2 separate regions of the Mus musculus genome follow, and region 2 is linked to region 1. The links are chromatin loops, found by intact Hi-C in ENCODE. Cell type or tissue: gastrocnemius. All regions are shown on one strand. Links, peaks and the distances in the headings refer to the core of each region. The heading gives the core; the rest is flanking DNA. Region 1 holds the start of Sik1 (salt inducible kinase 1). Region 2 holds the start of Gm30571 (a long non-coding RNA gene).

Region 1 (11,435 bases), core at 2,160-10,159:
GGTGTCACCCTGTGTGTCACCATTTCTTGGCAGTCTGGGGCATGCTTGCTCACATTCACACCCTTAGCACCTAGCACGGCTCATACGGATTGTAGAAACTTGTATATATGGTTTCTGTCTGGACTAAAGAAAACAAACCAACAAACCCAGCAGTCTGCTGTGTGCAAAGCTGGTGGGCCCGAGAGGATGGGAGTCACCACTAAACATCTGTCATGGGAGTCACAGCGCCCTGTGCAGCCCTGCAGAGAGCCCAGTGGTAAAGCATAAGGCCGGCTCCGGGTCATGCTGGGGCCCTGGGGCTGCTCTCTCTCCATATCTGTTCCAGACAGAGCTTCCCAGACTCTGCCATGTGGACAGTCAGAACGTTGTTCATCTCTGTGCTTGCTGAAGGTGTCCTCCTTGTAGTTGCCTTTCCCACCCTCACCCCACTCCCAGGGTCTGAGCTGGGAGACTCAAAGTTCACCTGCTGTCGCTTTAGTCCCCAAATTTCTATGTTGATGGTCTGTGGAGCTGGGGCTTTGGGGAGGTAGTTGGGATACATGCGTTCACAAAGGAAGGGCTCCCTAGGGCCTTTAGTGGCTTTATAGGAAGAGGAAGGTACAGGGGCCTGAGCTGGCGCACCTGCTGCCTGCATCAAGTTATGACAACCTTATGATGCAGGAAGAAGGCTCTGGAGGGAAGCCAGCATCCTGCTCTTGGACATTCCAGACTTCAGGATCATCAGCTCGATAAACCATAAAGCAGCCTCAGCGACCAAAGAAGGCCACCGCAAAGCAGCTCTCTGGGCTCGGGCATTTTGTCACAGTATCAGAAAACAAACTGACATTCCCCAGGTGCCCGCTTCCTCTGATTGAACAGCAAAGAGCTGACATTCATGAACATAGGTCTATTCATCCTGGAGGAGGCACGGGGGACTTCAGACATGTCTCCCCAGGGCAGATGAGCAGTCCCAAGGAGGCATTCCTAAACAAGGCCCCCGACTGACTAGGTTCTGATGGTCCTTTTTGGCCCTTGCTGATCCTATAGACACTGACCCCATCCATCTCCGGCAACCTCACAAGTTTGTAGCACAGGTTGGCCACACAGGCATTCAAAGGCCTCATGGTCCTCAGGTTCGGACCATTGAGTAAGGCATGTTGCTGCAAGTGCCCATGATTCCTCATGACGACTGGCAAGGTAGCTCGGTGGAAGAGCACTTGCCTAGAACATGTAAGGGCCCTGAGTTCCCAAAGGAAAAAAAAATTAAAAATTAAGCTTCCAACCTTTGTGTATTGCAGGGCGGTACTACAAGACCGTGTAGTCACTGTGAAGTTTCGTATGGAGGTGCTTTCCACTGCTGTCATAAACACCGCGACCAAAAGCACGCTGGGGAGGGGGTTTATTTTAGCTTTACAGTTCACAGTCCATGATGAAGGGAGGACAGGGCAGAAACTTAAGCAGAGGCCATGGAGACTCCTCCGGCTTCGATATACCACCTAGGACTTCCTGCCTAGGGGTGGTACCACCCAAAGTAGTCTGGTTCCTTCCACATCAGTTGTCAATCAAGAAAATGCCAAAGGTAATTTGATGTAAGTACCTTCTCAGTTAAGGTTCTCTCTTCCCAGCTGGCTGGCAAAAACTAACCAGCAAAGGAGAGTTCTAAAACAAACAAACAAACAAACAAACAAACAAGCCAAAACCAAAAGAAACAAAAACCCTAAATGTAGAACTACGCTATGACCCAGCCTTACCAACCCAAGCTAGTATAACGCAGATGTTTTTTGTATATCCATGTTTCTAGCTACACTGTTCACGACAGGTAACGTGGAATCAGCCTGGCTAGCCACCATTGGGTGGATGAACAGGAAAATGTGCTCCATGCACCCAAAGGGATTTCATTCGGCTGCAAAGGAAGATGAATCCATGACATTTGCAGCAAAATGGATAGAACTGAGTGCTATCTTAGGTGTTCGTGCCCAGAAAGACAAATACCAAATACCACACATTCTCTCATGGATGCAGCCTAGATTTTAATTTCTATATGTGAATACACACACACACACACACACACACACACACACACACAGGTATTCAAACTAGAGAGAGGAAGTGGTGTCTTCTGGGAAGGTTGGGGGTGGGGAGACGACTGTAAGCCAATACTGAGATTTGAAAGAGGAAAAAAGCCATGTGGAGGGAAGGGGGAAGGGGAGAAGGAGAGGAGAGAGAATAAACAAGCTGGTGTATAAAACTCTTATGGTGAAGCCTATTACTCTATGTGCTAATGTAAAAAAAAAAGAGAGAGAAATAAAACTTAAAAGACCCAAAAGCTGAAATCTTAATTAACGAATACTTTTCCCATTACAAACAGGAAGCCTGGTGCTCTGTAACCAGGGCTAGCTGGCCATAGGTAAACACATATCGACTGGTATGTGCACAGGTGCTTCTCCATCTGTTTTGTCTTGGGCCACCTCTCCAGAACCCAGACACCTCCCATTTGTGTCCCGTCCCATGTCTCCAGAATTCCCACTTCTCTCAGCTGGGAGCCTAGGGGCCTGGCTTGTTTTGTTGATTTGTTGCTCTGATAAGTGGTTCCTGCTGGCTGATCTGGTCACTGTCCTGGGAGGCGGATGTCCCTGCCCAGGCATACTCTAACAACAGCGGCATTCTAGGGCAGGTGCCTCTGGGTAGGTGGGATGCTATCAAGGGCAAGGCTAGGCAGCCTTTGGGTAGACTTGCTCACTAAGCTCCTGGCCCATGACTGGGGATTCCTCAGTCTTAGGCCTCCTTTCTGCTGTCATTCTAAACCTGGGCTGTGACTCTGCCTCAGCACACAGCAGCTTGTCACAGTTCAGAAGTAAGGTGGACCCAAATAGAACAAGGTAAGTGACCAGGCTGGGGCAGCCCACTTTTCCTGACTGCCTCAGGAGCCACCAGGCAGAAGCTGTGCAAAACATGAAACCAAGAGAGACTCAGCCAGAAGGGGAAGGGGCCCTTTGGTACTAAGTGGAGTGGGCCAAGAAAGAAGGGTGTCTTGTTCAACTCTCAATGATACAGGAAGCCACCCTTCTCCTCAGAGGAACACCAAGGTCCTCACAGCTCAGGGTAGCAGGCCCATTTCTCGGAGCTGGTGTAGAACTCCAGGCTCTGTGCGTGTCGATTTAGGTCGGGAAGGTAGGGCCGTGGCATGGCCTGCATAGTCATGTACAGCTGAAGAGCTCCGGCCCAGCAGATAGGACTTCCAACTTCATGGTCCAAGCAAGAAAACCAGCCTCCAGGACCATCACACTCCCAGGACAGGTGTGATGGGAAACAGAGTGGTTCTCATTTGCCAGTCAGAGTACTGTGTCACCAAGTCACCTCACTGGCACAATCTAGTGCCCCTCCCCTGATCTAGGTGAGGAATCCCTGAGTCATTTGCTCATGTCTCCAAAAGCAGCGCATGCCTGGTGCTCTCTTCCTCCTCAAGTGCCAAAACATTACCACAGAACACAACAAAAAACAAGGTGCTGGAAGAAATAGTTTCCAGGGATCAATGACACAGAACCACTTGGGGAAGACAGGATTTCAAGAGAGTGCCAGGTACCAGCCCCACTCTCTGCCTCTATGGACACAGCAAGCTCCTCCTCTAGGATCTGGGAGGAACAGATATGGTCACTGCTGGCACAGGACAGCTATTGGAAGCAGATGCTCAGGAGGGGCCAGACACTTGCCTGGATCCGGGTTTGCCTCCGGACAGCATCCTCCACTAGGTCTGGGCCCCAAGCTTTTTGTGTTGCCTTGAGGACATGACTGAGGTATGGTTGAGGGGAATTTTTTTGTTTTTGTTTTTATTGTAGTCATGAGGGAGAGAACCACCAGAGGCCTCTGGAAGGGTCCAGATGGAACATGGTCAGAACAATAGACTGGACCATGAGAGGAGAGAGACAAATGGGGAGCAAGAGGATAAAGAAGAGAGAGGGAGACAAAGAAGACCAAGATGACAAAGACCGAGAGGGGGCAGGGGAAGAGAGAGAAAGAGACCAAAGAAGAACCAAGAGAGTCAGTCCATGGCCAAAATGGTTAGCTTACATAAGAATAAGGCGGCTGAGAGGAGCCAGGCACTTTAGATGCTGAGACATACTAACGCAAGTGTCAGCCCTGACAGGTTAATAGGCACCTCAGCCATTTGTCCTTTGGAACCTCACACTGATGACATGCTTGCGAAGAACACCTCAGACCTTTTGGGAAGGCTCTGGCTAGACCGAGGCCAGTGGGTGGACAGGCTGGGAAAGGATGGGGGCCCATGAGGTAAGAACAAGGGGTTTCCTACCCTCTGTGCAGCTCTCCTGGGAACAGGGAGAGATGTTAGGACGCCCAGGGGTGAGGGGAACAGCAGTAAGCTGTTCAGATAGGAGAGACTAAATAACTGCCCCAAACCTTGATTTATGAACCTGGGACAAACCAGGGGGAGCATGTTGGAAGACTAAGGGGCCCTGAGATGGCTACTGTCCTTGAATGTCCTTCAAAACACACGGACCGGGAAAGGCAGGGCTGCAACTGGTACGATCCTTGTGGGAGTAATGTACAGTAGCAGTAGTACATGGCTGGCCCCTGCGAGCCCTATCTCAGGCCAGCCTACCACCCGCCTCTACCCAGGAAGTCTTCCTCCGTTGAGGAATGAATTCTGATGAATTCTGAATCAATTGTGATTAATCAATCCACCCGGTGCTAGTTTTTCTCTCACACAGGAAGCCACGAGGAAGAGAGACACAGAAGTTTAGCTCCAAACCGCCACCTTCCTAGCCTTTGGAGAATCGTCTGTCCCCTTTCTCGTCTGCCCTTAAGAACACATCTTACTTTCTGATGAGGTGTGAGGGAACACAAACAGAAGGAGTCACACACATGCCATTTCCACTCTCTCCACACTCCGTCTCCCCTTTAATGGGCCCTGCTTCCGGCAGGCACTCTCAGGGTCAGTTCCAAGGTCCCAGCCGCCCTGTGTCCTATCTGTTGTCTGGAAGCAGCTTGGGGACAGACAGGGTGGGCCAATTGGCAGACAGCAAGAAAATGGGCAAAGTGCCCAGTCCTCCAAGGGCCCCACCTATCAGCCCTGAGTAGTGGCTGGGTCCTTTTGCAGCCCGTGTCTAAAGCACGCGTCCTATTCAGCTGTCCCAGGACACCACTGCTGGACCAGGCGGCCCTTGAAGCAGGAGGCTTTGGGAAAATGAGTCGCGTTTTCCTGCTTTAACTTTCCAACTTGCTGAATATTTAGAGGTTTTCTCTCTCTCCTCTCTCCTCCCCCCCCCCCTCTCTCTTTCTATAACAAAAGTAAGTGGCGTTCAACTAACCAACACTTTCCTAGAGCCAGGCATTCTTGCAGCTGGCCGGCCCTCTCAGGGATGAAGTGAGGGTCAAGGGGCAGCCACTGCTGGCGGCACATCGAGTGCCCAGCATAGCAGACTGATCAGTCTAGGGCCATCAGCCCCAGAGTCCCACGCCGAAAATCCCGCAGCTCTATTCCACCCTGCTGAGTCCGAAGCGAGCACTGAGCACCCAAAGGGCACCGTACCCACCATGAAGCCCCTGGAAGTGGTCCTAAAGCAGGCTCGGTCTCCTAGTCGGGGGCGGGGGTGGGGTGGGGGGGTGGGCTACAGCAGTGTCGCCCATGCCCGGCAGGGGGCGCCAGCAGTCTCGGGCGGTTGCTGAGCCGGGCCCCTGACGTCACCGCCCGCGGTCGCCATGGCGACGGCCTCACCAGCGCGCGCGTCAGAGCCTCCAGTCTCTTGGCAACCGCCCGATCTCCGCTCCCCCTCGGCAGGCACCGGGCCGCGCGTCGCTCTGGCGTCAAAACGACGTCAATGGGCTGTGCCTGCCGCGGGGGGCGGGGCGAGGCGGGGCTTGTGCGGGGCGGGGCCGGGGCGGGGCGGGGCGTTGCCGCGTGCGGCCGGCGGCGGCGGGGCGCTGACATGCGGCGAGGCCCGGGCGGTGGCGGCAGCGTTGGCGGCGGCGGCGCGAACGGCGGGCACCGGAGCAGAGCTAGCAGCCGAGCGGGTGGCATCCCGGGTCGGGCTCACGGAGGGCGGCGGAGGTGAGCAATGGCGCGGGTTCGGGTCTCCGAAACCCGCAGGTGCGCGCCTGGGGTCGCGGGCAGGACTCCAGCCCGGCGGGCTCCCTATTGTTGCGGGTCGGCGCCCGGAGGCGGGTCTGCGAGCGCCCGGTTGTGGAGCCTGTCCTGAGGAGCCGAGCGTTGGCACTGGTGGACGGGAGCGCGGTGAAAACCCGGGACCGTAGGGTGTCCAGGAGCTGGCTTGGGGTCGACTGCGGGTGGACTGCTGGCGCGCGCGCCCGGCCGGGACCGGAGGTCGGGGGGCGCGTGCGTGGGGGCTCGCACTGAGGGAACCTGGGATCGAGGGGGCGCGCGCGTGGGGGCGCAGGCTGGGGGTTCGGGATAGAGGAGTGTGTGCGTGGGGACTTTAGCCGAGGAGATACTGTATCAAGGAATGAGCGAGTGGGGGTGTGAGCTGCGAACCTGGGTCGGGGCCACACTAGGAGCCTGGGGCTGGAGGAACAGAGGGTTGAGGACGCACGCGTGGTGGCCTGGCGGACACAGTTTCAGTGGCCGGGTTTGGCGGGGAATGGGATCGGGACCGAGCCGGAGTCGGTCGGTGCTGAGCGCACTCCTCGCTGACCCGCAGGTGCGGCCCGAAGCCATGGTGATCATGTCGGAGTTCAGTGCGGTCCCCTCAGGCACTGGCCAGGGCCAGCAGAAGCCCCTCCGGGTGGGCTTTTACGACGTGGAACGGACCCTGGGCAAAGGCAATTTTGCAGTGGTTAAGCTGGCGCGGCACCGAGTCACCAAAACGCAGGTGCGCGCGCGTGTTGTGTGTGTGTGTGGGGGGGGGACTAAACCAGGGGGTGGATCCAGCCAGGGGGTGGCCCCCTGTGCTGATTCAGTCCTGTGGAGTTGATTGTCACAATTGTAAACGATGACATTGTTTAGTCTGGTAAAGGGGGAAAAAAGCTTTGTATTATGCTTCTACATAATTTGTACAATTACTAGGGAAGAGCAAAGATAATAATGACCAGCAACCGCCCCCTTCCGAGAGAGAGAGAGAGAGAGAGAGAGAGAGAGAGAGAGAGAGAGAGAGAGAGAGAGAGAGAGAGGGAGAGAGAGAGAGAAATAGAGAGGGGGGAACACAACAGAAGTGAGCAGCTCCTTGTAATAAAGCTAGCTGAAAAATACAGAGGCTTTAATTTAACTTCTATCCCTTTAAAAAATGTTAGTGGCTTCTTTTAATTTTTTCCCCCAACTTCTTGTGACCTCTTGAAGACATCAAATGTTTGAGAAATTCATTTGTCCAAAAAAAAAGTACAAATGAAGTAATGAGGTTACTTGAAGTTTTTCCCCCCCTTTTTTTCTTTTTAAAATCTGTAGGTTGCAATAAAAATAATTGACAAGACACGGTTAGATTCTAGCAATCTGGAGAAGATCTACCGGGAGGTCCAGCTCATGAAACTTTTGAACCACCCAAATATCATCAAGCTTTATCAGGTGAGCCGAAGGACCCTCGCCGCACCGTGAGCACATCCATCCTTCCACATGTCACACCCTGAGCCTTCTTGGGTCCCTGAAGGTAGTCAGCGTTTCTAAGGCTGTGTGGGAACTGAACACAGAGTACAAAGTAACTAGGTTGACCTTCACTGGGCTCTGCAGCTTTATTGACTGTTAGTCTCTTGCTCTGGGTTCTACTTGATTTTTGCCTCGTTCCAATTTTATCTAGTATTGTAATGTGTTCCAGTTTTGCACATGTTGAAGTCCGTTGTTGAAGTCCTGTCACTGTGAGGATAGCCATATGTATGTACGGTCAGGCTTGAGTGAAGGACAAACTTGAGCGAAACTGGAAACTTCCGCCTTTGCAGAGGATTGCTAAACGTTTAAAAAGCAGCTGTTCTTTCCCAGGTCTCCTTAAAGTGTCTTGGGGTGCAGTAGCCCTCGTCTCCCGAGTGTAGCCCGGAGTGCTGGGGGAAGCAAGGGAGATACTTCAGCCCTATGAACTTGCCATTTAAGCTGGGCTGAGGACATGCCGCACCCGTTTCTGTCTTTTGTTTCCTGACGGTCTTCCTCAATCTGCCTTGTGATAACTGGCCACTTCTGCTGCCGTGAAATAGCTCAATGTATAGAGGAGCCAGCCCTCGTGGTGTTGTTATTGTTGTATCTGCTTGTGTTGGTGTGTAAGTCCTGTCAGTGACTCTCAGGATCCTCATGAGCCTGAGGTGACTCCAAGGGACAGTTGGAAAAGCTGTGTTTATGGTTCAGGAGGGGAAAGAACTGTAATTTAAAATTACCCTGGCCAGTCCTTCTCAGAACAAAGGCAGACAAGTCTCCGGAGTTTGTGTTTGGCCTGTGGTGACGGCTCCCTCGGAATCTCTTAAGCACAGAGCCTAGGGCTGTGCACTCAGGGGTTGTCCATTATTTCAATCTTCATCTCTAAGTTGTACTCGAAGACAGGTTTCCTCCGGGGCCAGTGCTTGAGAGAGGGGGCTGGGAAGGGTAGACTCCTATGCTCCTGTCTGTTTGTGGACGCCAGTCTATGCTGTCTTAGCACCCTCTTCCTGCCTTCCACTTGCCCACCGGGTTAGGTAGGCTCTTACCACTGAGGAAATGTTACCCGGGCGATGGATGTCAGAGTGGATATTTTAGCTCCTGTCTTCAGTGACTCAGCTTTCACGATTGAGTGGGCTGCTGAAGCCAACTGGTACTCTGGTCTTGATACTGGTGTCTAGCATTCATTCACCTGACCTCTGACCCCAGAGTCCTGCTGAGGCATCCCGTTCTCTCCTTTGGGTGGGGGTGGGGAGTGTTTGTCTGGTTGCGGCTGTTGAGATAGGGTCTTGCAATGTAGCTAGCTGCTCTAGCTGGCCCTGGTGCTCTCTGTGTCCTGATGGCCTTAGACTTGGGGCAGTCTCCTGCTGTAGTCTCTGATGACAGATGTATATCAACACAGTTGGTTTATTTTGGGTCTTGAAACGTTAAAAGATATAGACGCTAAGTTTGTTTTCCTTCTCCCTTTCTTCTGTGTAGAAAAGGCCTAAGCAGAGGTCTTCTGCTGCACTGTGGGGAGGGGGACAATGGCTGAAATTTTAGCTGAATTGCTACGGTTTTTAATAACACATTTCTTAGTAAAATTTATGACTCAAAAAGCGTCTTTAAAGTATCTTCTAAAGGAATAACAGCATGTCTTAAACCCAAAGAAATCTTTCTTTCTATTGCAATACAGTCTCTTTCTCTCCCTGAGATGTTTTCTTCCTTTATTTGTTGTATTGGGACAGTTTCACTACGTAGACTGACTGGGCTAGGACTTGCTATGTAGACCAGGCTGGCCTTGAACTTCCGGTAATTTTGCCTCTGCCTCCAGAGTGCTGGGATTACTGGTGTATGCCACCATACCTGGCTCCCCTGGAATATTTAACCTATGCGTATGCATAAGTGTAATTTTGATTTGTTTCAGAACCAAAAAAAAAAAAAAAAAAAAACCCAAAACCCTGAATCTTTGTTGCTTAGTTATGGTTTAATTTTTTTTTTAAAGTAACAAAGTTGCCGATCAATAAATGAACTCTGAAGGTGTATGTTGACATTGACCATTTCTGTTGACACATGCCAGGCGCTGCACTGTACAAAGAGCAATCCCCTGTAGCTTACCTGGCAAGGCTTTAATGTCTTGCTCTTAAGGTGTTCTTAAGGCCTAATGTCTTGTCAGTAGAGGGAGTGGGGGTGGGGTACTTGTATTGATCACTCAGTCTGCTATGGTTTTTGTCCATGGGGCTTCTAAAAGGACCTTCCCAGGATTCTAGCACTCATGGCCCCCTGAGCTCCCAGGAGGCAGGCACGCCAAGTGCTTGCCCTGTGCAGTCTTGTTAGTGGCTCTGTCCCCTTTAAGAGGAGGGGTTGTGAGGATGGTGGGCCAGAGGGGCTTCTCCCAAGGTGTTTAAAGTTGCTTCTCTGGGTTGTGGGATTTTTTTTCCCCTTCCCTCTCTCCTTCCTTAAACGATGGAGGCTGTTTCTTGGAGAGAGGTCAAAGGTTGTTTGGGATTCAAGTGCGACTATCACGGCTTCTTTGTGCGCCTTTCTCTACCACTTAAGTTTTTCCTTTTTGTTATTTCAGGTTATGGAGACAAAGGATATGCTCTACATTGTCACAGAATTTGCAAAAAATGGAGAAATGTTTGGTGAGTTGAATTCGTCATAGCTAATTTAGGTGAAGCCCGCCTTCTCTTGTATGCCTCCCCCCCCCAGGACCCCCCCACCCCCACCCCCACCCCGGCTCGGTGTCTTCTGGTGTGACTGTTTTGTTGTTTCCCTCAGATTATCTGACTTCCAACGGGCACTTGAGTGAAAACGAGGCTAGGCAGAAGTTCTGGCAGATTCTGTCAGCCGTGGAGTACTGCCACAACCACCACATTGTCCACCGGGACCTCAAGACGGAGAACCTGCTCCTGGACAGCAACATGGATATCAAGCTAGCAGGCAAGAGTGTGTGCCCGGCGGGCGGGCGAGGGGTGGCCCTGTGGGGACTCGAGTGCATACGAGTCCCAAACTGATGCCAGCGCCTGGCGGGCGAGGGGTGGCCCTGTGGGGACGCGAGTGCGTGCGCGTCCCAAGCTGATGCGGGTGCCTCTCTCCCTTTGCCTCACAGATTTTGGATTTGGGAATTTCTACAAGCCAGGCGAGCCTCTGTCCACGTGGTGTGGGAGCCCCCCGTATGCAGCCCCTGAAGTCTTCGAGGGGAAGGAGTACGAGGGTCCCCAGCTGGACGTCTGGGTAGGAGCCCTTTGTGGACCCTGCTGCCTGCCAGCACAGTCCCCGGAGCTGGCAAGCAGGGTCCCAACCTGAGCTGTCTGGTCATTCACAGAGCCTCGGTGTGGTGCTGTACGTCCTGGTCTGTGGCTCCCTCCCCTTCGACGGGCCCAACCTGCCTACGCTGAGACAGCGGGTACTGGAGGGCCGCTTCCGCATCCCCTTCTTCATGTCTCAAGGTGGGTGCGAGGAGCCTTGGGTAAGCCTGGCGGTGGCTTTAGGCAAGAGGTGGTGGGTGGGTCTTGGCAGTGCCTGCTCAGCTGTTTAGCAAATCTGCAGTCGAGTTGGGACTGGGTGATCAGGCGGCAACAGAAACCCAAGCCACAGGTGCTTTCCAGTGGCCTACTTACAACTCAGACAGGAACCTCTCCCTGCAGTCCGTCTCCTTCCTATAAGCCTGCCTCTGCAGTCCCCCCACCAGCCATTGCCCCTTCATCTTTGCAACTCCCCCATTGTCGATTGCAAAGCTAAGATGCCAGCCCCTCTTACACACAAGGCTTTCTGTTTCATAACTATGCCTAGCCTCACGTGTACCACAACAGGAGGTACTTAGAGAGATAGAGCGTCTTTCTCTGCGTCTGGTCCCCAACATGGTGGCTTTCCTCTGTAGCAGGGGAATCTA
Region 2 (11,435 bases), core at 1,104-9,103, 61 kb before region 1:
TGCAGGTCACTCTGTCACCTATGTGATGTCATAGGTTTGGGTGGTCCTGATGCATATGAGAATCCGCTCCATGTAAACATGGCAAAACATTTCATAAAGATGTGTGGACAGTCCCTCTCCACAGCCTTCCTCCTCTCCTCCCCCCTTCCTTCCCTGGGACTAGGAGGTCTTAAAGGAGTGAGGCTACTCAGCCAGTAGAGAGAGTTACATGACAGGTGGAAGGGCTCTTCATCCAGTCAAACATGAGCAGAGCCCAGGATTGGCTGCCACTCCGCTACCGTGTGTCTAAGGTCTTTTCTTCCCTTCTGGGGCTCTTCCCTTCAGGGAGAAGGCCTGCCGTGAGGAGAGATGAGTTCAATTCAGTGGCAAGGGCATCTCTGAGGGCACCTTCTGGGTGGCACAGAGGTCTAGGGGCTTTGCCTGGTGGAAATATCAGCCAGACAGTCTGCCATCTGCAGAGAGCAGGTGTGAAGTCCTCAGGCTAGCATGGCAGACAGATCAGCTGGTGCACATCCTGGAGGCTACATACAGGTAGACGGTCCTGGGGCCGGTTGCCACCGGAAAGCCTTTACAGATCCCAGCCCAGCATCCCCTGAGTTGTCATGTGTAGCTGCAATTACTTGACAGCTACACAGCCCCCCCCCCCAGGTCAGGAGCAGCCATCTGACCACTTTAGCAGAACGTTCGCTGCTGTCTGGCTGCATGCAGACCATAGGAGTGAGCTGGCTGTGCCTTCCAAGTGTCAGGCCTGCCATCAGGCTTTGGAAACAGCAGGGAAGCCACGCCTTAGGCTAAGAATTTCCTGCTCTTTGAAGGGACCTGGGTCTGGGGACTTTAAGGGGAGGGTGAAGAATGTGAGCTAACGAGCTGGGGAGGTGATCCAGCTTGGCCTTGAAGAAGCTCTGATCTAGTGCCAGGGACAGCCACAGTGATCACCAGCATGTCACCGAGTAAAGAGGAAGCCCAGGAGGCCCTCCCCACTATGGACGGCAGATAACATGGCTGGCTGAGACTTCTATGGGACTCTAGATCTAGGTTACTTAGTGGGGAATGGGCAGATGTGTGTCTGAGAGCTTAGATTTGTTTCCTCGGGGGCGTCCTGGCCCCTTGGCATCCCAGTACTCTGTTGCTCCCTTTGGAGAGCCCTGTGTGTCTCTCTCTCCCTGGTTGCATATGGAGGTGCTGGTGTACCCTCGCAGGTTTGTAGAAAAGTTGGAATTGGATGGCTCCGCCTAATCACCCCACAGAACGTTTACCGCAGCTGACTTATCTTCTAGGGTCCCCCTAAGCGTACTTATTCCTTACCCCCAACTTGCCTTCCTCTTTAGTTTTATTTTATCTCGAGAAGTTTGGAAAGCTATTGTGGAGGAGCTCAACCCCCACCCCCACCCCACCCCCATCTCTGATACATAGAGACACATTTCCAGTCCCGCTCAGCTTCCTGGGTCACTTACTGCCCATTTGGGGAAAGAACTCACTTTGTCTGAGACCGTAGGATGCATCCCTGTCTCTAGAGCCCTTAGAGAACTAGAAGGGCAGGGAAGGTGCCTGAGACACTCCCTCCTGCTTTTGGAAAGATCCTTGGGCTGCTGAAGACCCGTACCAGGCTAGGCCTGCGGGGAACCTGTTGAGAGTCAGGGGAGGGGATAATTCTGCCAGTGCCCCTGGCCACCAGAACATTCCTGTGGTTCGATAGTTAAGGAGGAGGTCCACACAGTCACTTCTCAGGCTGGCCCTGCATCAGCGGGTCTGTGGCTTTCTGTCAGCAGCTCCTGAGTACATACACACCTTGCCTCCTCTGCCCCACCTGGCCTCGATGAGTGCTGTTCTCAAGCTCTGTGGTCATTCGGAGCACGCGGGTGCCAAGGACAGACTTCAGAACTCACACCACCCTGGCAGGCTTTGGACACTTGTCCCAAGTGTTTTCCTGGCTCTCAGGAAGGGCTTTAGTCTTTCCCCCCCCCCCCCCCCCAGCTGCAGGATTGAACACTAGGCTTGTTCCCTGACACCCGCCCTGACTCAGAGGACACCCACTTTGTGTTCTAGTCCAGAGGCCTTCTGGTCACGTCCCTCTTGGTAGAAAGTGTTTGCATTCTAAAGAAACATGACCATCAGAGGAGGGATTGGGCAAACCCAGTAAACAACGAAGACCCCTTCCGAGGGAGAGTGTGATAGGGCTGTCATGGATCTAAGCCTAATCCCAGAAGGCTATGCCTATGTCAGATAAAGGCTCCAGGAAGGCAGGGTTTGTTCCAGACCCCTGGTTGGGGCGTTAGCAGACCAGGCTAAAAACTGAAAACAGAATCACACGCTCCACTTCTACCTCAGCAAGCCGGAACCAGGCTGCTGTCTTACCTGTGTAATCAGGCTGCTGACAGCCACATCTCTCCCCAGCAAGTCAGTGTCCCCCTCTTGGCAGAGAAGTTTCCTCTGCTTGAGTCCTGACCAGGAAAAGCAGCCTAAGGTGACCAGTACCCCAGACCCCACCTTCTCCCAGTCTCTTCTCCAGCCCTGTGAAGACTGTAGAGGACTCCTCTGTGACCCTCATCGATATCCTTAAACTGCATCAATTTTAGGATCGGTGTCTTCGTACTTACGGTCATTTTGCCCCTGGTATCCGTGTGCATCTAGCAGAGTGTCATCATCCAAACCTCAGAGCACAATGTACCTAAAAGCAGGAAACCTGTGGTGACAGAAGATTTTAACCTGGCACAGAAGTGTCGAACTCACTGCTCCGTGGTCATTTCCCAGCAGTGGTGTCTCAGACCACAGAGCGCCGATAGTGGGGATCCCAGCTGCTCCTGGAGAGTCCACTAAAGTCCTCACCCAGGGAGTTTTGAGATGAGCTTCCACTAGGCCCTGTTCTGGTGTCTGGGAGCCGATGGTGTGTGGAGGAGGCAGGCTGAGCTCGAGCTGTCCACTCAATATTCTAGAAGGTTCCACCATTCCTGGCAGCCCCTGCTTGGGTGACTTTTCACACTTCATTGATGCTAGGACTGAGGTCTCACAGGCCTCAGAAGTACCTATGAGTCAGGAACTCAAGAAGTGTCTCCACTGCTGGAGAAGCCTGGCTAAGGAAATGCTTTTTACATTCCTAGCAGCCCCTCGGGCGAGTTACAGGTCATGCGCTCTGAGGGAGGGCATGCTAGACAGATGCTGGCCCCTATGCTCAAACTTGCTGGTACCCACACCCCGCCACTACATACGCCACAGCCCTGCATTGCACTCTCGGTTGGGCCTCACCTCTCCCAACAACCAGACTTCTTTAGCTTGTACGACCTCTGGTAAAGTGACATGACATCAAAATGCACCATCTTTACAATTATGAACAGCTTATGCTGTACACACTGCGCAGACTCCGTCACCATCCACCGCCACAACTCTGTCACCTTCCCAAACTGAGACATTGTCCCCATTGACCAGCTGCTCCCCAGCCCCAGCCCCTGCTTCCTGCTTTCCATCCCCATTCTACAGCTTTTCCCCACTCGGAAGTAGGTTCTAGCAGGCCGGACCGGCTTGTTTCGCTTAGCACAGTGTCTTTAGCATCCATCTTTATTGCCGCATGGATACTTAAAAACGGAACTTTGTTCTGGTTTTAAGGCTGATTAGTGCCGTTCTGTGGATCTACCATGTGATGGTGGCCCCTTGGGTGGCTTTCACCTTTGGCAGTTGTGAGTATACATCCTGAGCCTGGATGTATGGATGTGTTTAGGGTTCAGACCTTGAAGTGGAGTTGACAGGCTCAGTGTGATCTGTTTTCCACAGTAGATGCTACTCAGCGTTCCCACCAGTGCACAGCAACTATGGCTTCCGCCCTCAGTTCCCACCAATGCACAGCGACTGCGGCTTCCGCACATGCTCAGTTCCCACCAGTGCACAGCGACTGAATGCGGCTTCCATGCCCGCTCACCAGCCCTTCTGACCTTCAGAATCTCTGTAATCATCCTGCGGGTGTGAGGTAGTTTCTCCTGATGTTGATTTTTCACCTCTTTGATGATTAACATTGCCGCCCATATTTTCTTGTGCATATTGGTCAGTTATATCTTTTTTTAAAAGAAAATATCTATTCAATTCTATATATAGTCCATTTTTTATATTTCATATGAATTTTTAAAATTAAAAAAAAAAGAATGGGTCTTTTCTTCCTTTAAACACTGTTGTTGGACTTTTAGTATGTAATTGCATTGAGCCTGTATATTGCTTTGGCTAGCATTAATGCCTGTGCATTGTTAAGTCTTCTAATTAGTACTGTAATCCAGTATTTGGAGGCTGAGGCAGGGGGATTACAACTTCGGGGCCAGCCTGGGCTGCATAACAAGAAACTCTTTTGGAAATCTTCCAAGGCATGAGCGTGGGCTGTCTTTGCACATCTTTAATTCCTTTAATAAACATTTGATAGTTTGGGTGTAAATCATCTACCTCCTCTCCCGTTCCTAAGGGATTTTACCCAATCTGACACCATCACCTATGTAATTGTTTCTTAGCTTCCCTTTCAGAGTGCTCATGTGAATTTGTAGGAATTCAGCTGGTGTCTGTACGCCATGTCTCGAAATGTCGCTCCATTCATCTCCTGCTTCCGACGGGGTGATTTTGGTCCTGGGGTTCCCCGTGTGTCATTGAGCCGCTGTGCTTCACAACTGCTGTGTCTGCGTAGAGCAGATGTCAGCAACAGGTGTGTGCTGGTCGCACGTGCATGGATACAGGTGAGCCGTGACCGCAAGAGACACATGCACACTGCGCAGCTGGTATACATTCAAGTGCATGCATGTGCTTGATGGCTTTCTGTGGGGTGAGGCGGTAGTCCTGGCTGACTACCGGGCAGTACAGCCAGAGACACCTCCAGCCACTAGCCTCGTAGCTAGGGTGTTTGTAGATGTGTCTCTGTGTTCAGCAGCCAGCAAGACTGGGGACACAGCAAAGCTGCTGGACAACGTCACTACTTCTCAGCTTGTGGCTTTCCAGCCTCGGCTGACCCTCCTCCCTGGGGACATACTGCCTGGCAGGGCTCTAGCCCAGCTGCTGGCATGGACACAGCTCCAAGCACAGCAACGTTCCTACCGATGCAGCAGGAACCCGAAGCCCATGGAGACAAGAGGGCCTGGAGAGCCAGAGCGGGGCCCTGACTCAGCTGAGAACTCAGGCTGCCAACCCAGTTCTCTGCCCTTGGCCCTTTGGGTGGAAGGAGTGTTCTGTATGCCACAGAGGACCGTCCTGGGCAGGGAGCGTTTACAAGTGATGAAGATCTACAGGGACCTGGTTGGTACACGGGCCGTGCTCCTGCCCCATAATGGCCCTGTATCCCCAGTGGGCAGGTTGGGGGCCGTGGTGGGGACAGGGGTGGGGGTGGGAGGTACTGCTCAAGTGTCTGGGTACAGAGTGTGGCCATCACACGCTCACTTGGCAGAACTGTGTCAATTACTTGATGTCTTAAGGACTCTCAGACCTGGTGAGGCCATGTGTTGCCAGCAAGCCCCGCCTCCTGGTGCTCATTTTGAGTCTGGAATGTGTTAAAGGATCCCAAAGGCAAGTCCTCTCCCAGACTGTGCAGTGCTTCCCTGTCCTTCCTGCCCCTCCTCCATGGACCCCAAGGGCCTGTGCCCTTCACCCCTCCCCCATTTTCTAAGAAGGCCGAGCTCCGAGAAGAACTCCATGCCCTCATATTTCCACTACAAGCACCTGTTGGAGCAAGTCAGGGCGAAGTGTCGACATCTGGGTGGAGTCACCCACGCCGGACATCCCTCAAATAGCCGGTCAGCAATCCCTTCATCCTCTGCGCCGATCTCACCAAGCAAGCAGCCTAGCACAAACTTTAACCAGCCACCCAGTGGCCACGGGCAGCAGAGTCACTGAGGTAAACACACCTGTCCCTCCGAGTGCTCTGAGACTAGGCAACAAACCATTTTCTCACAGTTTTGCAGAGAGAGAGACAGAATGACGACATACGTGGCTCCCTGTAGCCATGACACAGCAAACCAGTAAGTGCCACACACATACCCATACACACACACACACCCATACACACACACACACTGCTTCAGGATCCAGTCTTGCTGATGGCTGGTCCCCACAGCCAATTCTCACAGTCCTTCCCCATCTGGGCCTGTCCACAGGCCAGACCTCCAACACACACACACACACACACAGAGGTGCGTATTCACAAATGTGGCAGAAAGACATCAGAGACAAGAGACAGACCTCAATCAGTTTCTTTCCCAGCTGGCTTACCTCCTGACATATGTAGAGTTCACCACCTCACCACCTGAGGTCTAGGCATTCAGCACACAGGTCTGAGGGCACACTCACACTCAAGTGACACACATCTCACACTCCCAGACATCATAGTGAGGTTTTGTAAATGTAGTTCATCAACTCTTCGTCTTTGGAGACAGATAGGGAACAAAGCCACTATTCTGTAAGCTGATAAAGAGGCAGCTTCGAGGATTTATCATCTGTGCTGGCTAACAATGGTGGAGGGAAATTCCACAGAGGACGTCAGCTAAGGGCCTGGGCAGTGGTAGCGCATGCCTTTAATCACAGCACTTGGGAGGCAGTGGTAGGTGGATCTCTGAGTTCAAGGCCAGCCTGCTCCACACGACCACCAAAGGGACACTATACCCTAACCATAGGTTTTCAGAAGACAGAAGACTGTGCTGGCTAGTTTTATGTCAACTTGACACAAGCTAGAGTTATCTGAAAGGAGGGTGCCTCGATTGAGAAAATGTCTCCATACGATCCAGCTGTAGGGCATTCTCTTAATTAACCACTGACAGGGGAAGACCCAGCTTCTTGTGGGTGGTGCCATCCCAGGGCTGGTGATCCTGGGTTCTATAAGAAAGCAGGCTGAGCAAGCCGAGGGGAACAAGTCAGTAAGCAGCACCCTCCATAACCTGCATCAGCTCCTGCCTCCAGGTTCGTGCCCTGCTTGAGTTCCTGTCCTGACTTCCTTCAGGGATGAACAGCAGTGTGAAAGTATAAGCCAGGTAAACACTTTCCTTCCCAACCTGCTGTTTGGTCATGGTGTTTTGTCGCAGTAATAGAAACCCTGACTCAGACAGAGACCATGCTGAACAGTACCACAGGCCATGAGTAATCTGGGAACTAGGAGAGCATGACGCTTCCTCAACAAACACATGGGGAAAAAAAAAAAAACAGATGCAGGAGACCTGGTGGCCATGTGCAGCCCTGGACACAGCCTAGACCCCAACCTTCAAGTGAAGCCAGACTGCTGACAGACAAAAGCCACAGCTGTGACAAACCTGGGGGGCGGGAGTGGGGGCGGGTGTCAAGCTCTTTTCCTGGAATTGATCATGGTATTGGGATTATTCTACAAGTAATTACCATCCTGAGATGCCTCTGCCCAGTGATCACCGAAAGGAGGAAATATGTCAGGGGTTGTATGGCAGGGGGTTGGGGCAGGGTGCCGCTGGTCCTTGGACAGTATTGGAGGTGGCAGGGGAGTTGGGTACAGGGTAGTTGCTATATGCTTGTCTATGATTGTGTAAGGTAATTTCATAATAAAAGTTCACAGGGATAAAGTTAAAAGATAAAGGGATCGCTGACTAGCTATTTGAGGGATGTCTAGGTGAAGGCAACTCCACCCAGATGTTACACTGTTACAGGAATGGAGAGAAGGCTCAGCCAGTCACACACTTGACTGTGCAGGCACCAGGACCTGAGTTTGGATCCCAGCACCCACGATAAAAGCCACGCACGTCTGTTACCCAGTGCTGTGGGGTGGAGCGGACACAGAGATTGCTGAGGTTGTCTGGCCTAGTTCCGGGTTCTGTGAGAGAGCCTGTCTCAAAGGAACAAGGCAGAGAGTGACAGAGTAGAATGCCCAAGGGCTTCCTCTGGTCTCTTCAAACACATAGGCTGGAACACATAAGTGTGTGCACGAACCACACACATGTAACCCCCCCCCCCCAAGAAAGAAGGTTAAAAATCAATTCCTGAAGACAAAGTGAGAGCAGGTGTGCCTGGGTCCTCAGCTCCTCTGACGCTTGGCCCAGGCATCCCTCAGAAAGGTTCCCAGTTCTGTCAGGCAGCATGCCCTGGAAATCCAGCCGGATGGAGGCACAGTGATGGGGACCGTGCAGATCTCCTGAGCAAGATCTGAGGCTGGCTTGAGTCCAACCTCTGCCTGTGATTGGTTGGGCCAGCAGCAGCCAGGCCTGCTTTTGTTATAGAGCCACTAGGCTTAGTTGGCCACACCAGGCTGCAAAGTCTGACCTAGGCACCCCTCCGGAGGCCTCCTTAGGTCAAATTTAATTTGAACCAATCTAGTCCAGAGGCAGATCACCACCAATCTATCTGTCTGGGGAGATGATATTTTAAATTTGGATCATTAAGGACTTCTGTAACTTCGGGAGAATGTCAACACACATCACTTGAGCCCCAGGGATACCTCAAGCCAGGCAGCCAGGCAGGAAGGCTTAAAAATACGCGTGGGAATGAGCAAGGGGCAGCAAACACCGGAGCTTCAGAACCCGTGTGAGGTGACGCAGCTCAGCTTCCTGGGCTAATTACATCTGTGGGTGTTTCTGCCGGTCCAGGCTGTTCCAGATGCTGGAAGAGTTCAGAAGAGCTGCTCGCCGGCAGTGATCACGGTAGAAAGGATTTAGTGAAAATCAAGGCAATCACCAGCCCAGGCAGCTGTGTGTCCCTTAGTTCTGTATAAGGCGTCACCCAAGCGACAGAAAGATAAAGGGACGTGCCAAACAGCCCCACTGCACGTTGCCCAACATATTACCCATCCATTAATCTTGTCTCCTCTGGGCCCCATGGCACGAGGTAGGGATCTTGTCTCTCTCTATTGAAGGGAGAGCAGGCTGCAGTCAAGATGAGGAATCTTCCTTGTGGACAGGATGCTGTCGGGGCTTCTCTCAGGTCTTTGCTACTCTGCGGGGTTGGGGACAATGACATCTCTACTATAGCGAAGGGTGTAGCCGAGCCCGGTACTGACCCTCTGTCAGCTTACCAGCACAGTGCTCACAGATGTAGTCCTGAAAGGCCCAGCCCACAGAGGGAGGGTTGGGCCATGGCGCTGAGGCTCCAGGGCAGAGATGCCAGCTGCGGGCAATGGCGTCAGACAGCTCTGCCTGCACAAACAGAGACCCACCGGGGTTCCGAGACGGAATGTTCCCGCCGCGGCCAGGATGCTGGGTGCGGCTGCCCTGCTCAGCTGCTTTTTTTGTTTATTTATTTGTTTAAGTTTTTCTTCTTTGAGTACAGACTTGACACGGAGGGAAGGGTGTTCTCAGGCTGCCAGCCACGGCCTAGGTAAACGCTTCAGAGCCTACCTGCCCTTCTGCCTGAATTTGTTTTGGAGAATCACTCGCTTGTCGTGTGTGTGTGTGTGTGTGTGTGTGTGTGTGTGTGTGTGTGTGTGTGTAAGCAAGCGTGCATGCACGCACACGAGCTCAGCATGTAGTAGCCAGAGGCTGATGCCGAGGGTGTCGTCTTCCTTGATGGCTTTTCCACATTGTTTTGCACAGGGTCTGCAGCTAGACCTTCAGCCTGCTGCTCTGGCAGCCAGGCCCGGTTCTGTAAATGTTGGGGATCCGAACTCAGGGCCGCATACTTGTGCGGCAATTGTCTGACTCACGGAGCGGTCTCCTCAGCCCTCGGTTCTGTTAAGTGACTTTACTGGCTACAGCTAATCCCTGTTCCTGCCCGGGCCCCTGGCAACCACCAATGTTGTTTCCTTAGACTGGCCTGCTCTGATATTCAGGGACAGTGGCCTCCACGCATGGTTCCTCCCATGGAGTGGTATATCCTGGGGACTTGACGGACCTGTACAGGAGGCGTTGCTTCATTCCTGTGTGACTGGTATCACCACTGTTTGAATGAACCAATGGTGTTTCTCCATTCAGCAGGCAATGCTCACTTGGATGCTCCTGCTTTCTGGTCATTGTGAATGAAGCTGTTGCATCTTTCCTTTGCTTCCTTCCTTCCTTCCTTCCTTCCTTCCTTCCTTTGCTTGCTTCCTTTCTTTTTATTTATTTATTTATTTTTTGATCTTTGGTTTTTAAGACAGGGTCTCTGTGTAACAGTTCTGGCTGTCCTGAGATTTACTGACTAGACCAGGCTGGCCTCCAACTCACATGGATCTGCCTGACTCTGCCTCCTGTGTGCTGGGACTAAAGGCGTGGCCGCCACGCCCAACTCTAGGCCATTTTTGAGCTTCTCTTTAAGCAGGCATGCTTTCCTTCCTCTTAGGTAGATGCTGGGAACGGATGACTTTAAGTGAAAGTATATTTCGGGAGGTACACCAGGTGTGCCCAGGGTACAAGATTTAAAAGGGCCAGGTGTGGTGGCGCACACTTTTAATCCGAGCACTTGGGAGGCAGAGGCAGGCGGATCTCTGTGAGTTTCAGACCAACCTGGGCTACAGAGTGAGTTCCAGACCTGAAAAGCAAGATAGTGTCTAAAATAAACAAATAAACAAACAAACAAATAAATAAATACAACAGCAATAACAATCCCCACTCCCTCCACACACACAACAAGGCAAAAACTATCTATTAGCAAAAAGGCACTGAGCCTCATAAAAGATGCCTGAATTTGGGTTATAGAAAGTAGAGTTAGGTCAGAATTAGAGTCTTTGGAATTAACCCCACGAAGCTCATGGAAATTGAAAAGGAGAGTTCAGGCAGAGTGAGTCAGGCTGGAATCTGCTCAGCCCCAGGGAAGGTGGAGGAGAGACCCTGGAGGGACGGGGGAGGTAGAGTCAGTCACTGACCCAGGGCTGTCTGCTCTGTTTCAGAGTCTCGCTTGCTTAGTGATGGTGCCAGTGTCTGCAAGCATTAGCAGTGTTGTGGCTGTGTGAACATCATCACAGCATGCACTGTGGTTTCAGGCCACTGGGGACACAGACACAATTGTAAACACAGCTCATTTTAAGCACAATATGAACGTTACCACATGGCTCAAGCATTAACTCACACCAATGACAGTTTCAGCTCATCACGGGCAAATCTCACCCTGTTATATCCCCTCGAGTCTTTGGGAATTTTCTTGGGAATGCCCCCTCCACACACACAAACACACACTTTGAGACAAGAGCTTCCCATGTAGCCCAGGCTAGCCTTGGGCTTGTCATTTTCCTCAACTTCTTGAATGGTGGGATTATAGAGGTTCACTATCGTGATTGGCTGTACCTCACTCTTTTTGGGGGGGGGCGTCAAGACAAGGTTTCTCTGTATAACACTGGCTGTCCTAGAACTCACTCTGTAGACCAGGCTGGCCTCGAATTCAGAAATCTGCCTGCCTCTGCCTCCCGACTGCTGGGATTAAAGGTGTGCACTACCACGCCTGGCCTGTCTCTCCTATTAGCGGACAGGATTGTTCTCATCTCTTAGTGACCTTGCACCAAAAGTCAGGTGGTTGGAAGAGTAGAGGGATAGATGAATAGAGATATGGATGGATGGACAGAG

The links. A loop is a pair of places that touch in the nucleus more often than their neighbours do. Peaks named below come from ENCODE experiments on the same cell type or tissue, not always from the same donor. Only the 100,000 strongest peaks of a DNase experiment are listed, where the experiment ranks them.
Region 2: it touches region 1 in a loop (2.5-fold over the local background); 9 of 42 quality-filtered maps call a loop at or near these places.

The regions. Positions count from the first base shown.
Region 1 is chr17:31,850,283-31,861,717 of GRCm38, reverse strand. Sik1 (salt inducible kinase 1) reads left to right here and starts at 5,914. Exons shown (of 14, transcript NM_010831.3): 1 at 5,914-6,046; 2 at 6,654-6,824; 3 at 7,394-7,510; 4 at 10,122-10,185; 5 at 10,322-10,483; 6 at 10,653-10,777; 7 at 10,869-10,992. The coding sequence starts at 6,669. In gastrocnemius, for the core only: a CTCF peak has its summit at 5,650 (motif pointing right); DNase peaks (open chromatin) are centred at 5,035, 5,743 and 6,616; H3K4me3 peaks cover 5,604 bases; H3K27ac peaks cover 7,233 bases.
Region 2 is chr17:31,910,198-31,921,632 of GRCm38, reverse strand. Gm30571 (a long non-coding RNA gene) reads right to left here and starts at 9,168. Exons shown (of 2, transcript XR_385538.3): 1 at 8,978-9,168; 2 at 7,830-8,898. 2310015A16Rik (a long non-coding RNA gene) reads left to right here and starts at 9,189. Exons shown (of 3, transcript XR_876746.3): 1 at 9,189-9,279. In gastrocnemius, for the core only: a CTCF peak has its summit at 5,822; DNase peaks (open chromatin) are centred at 5,031 and 8,099; H3K4me3 peaks cover 1,443 bases; H3K27ac peaks cover 6,587 bases.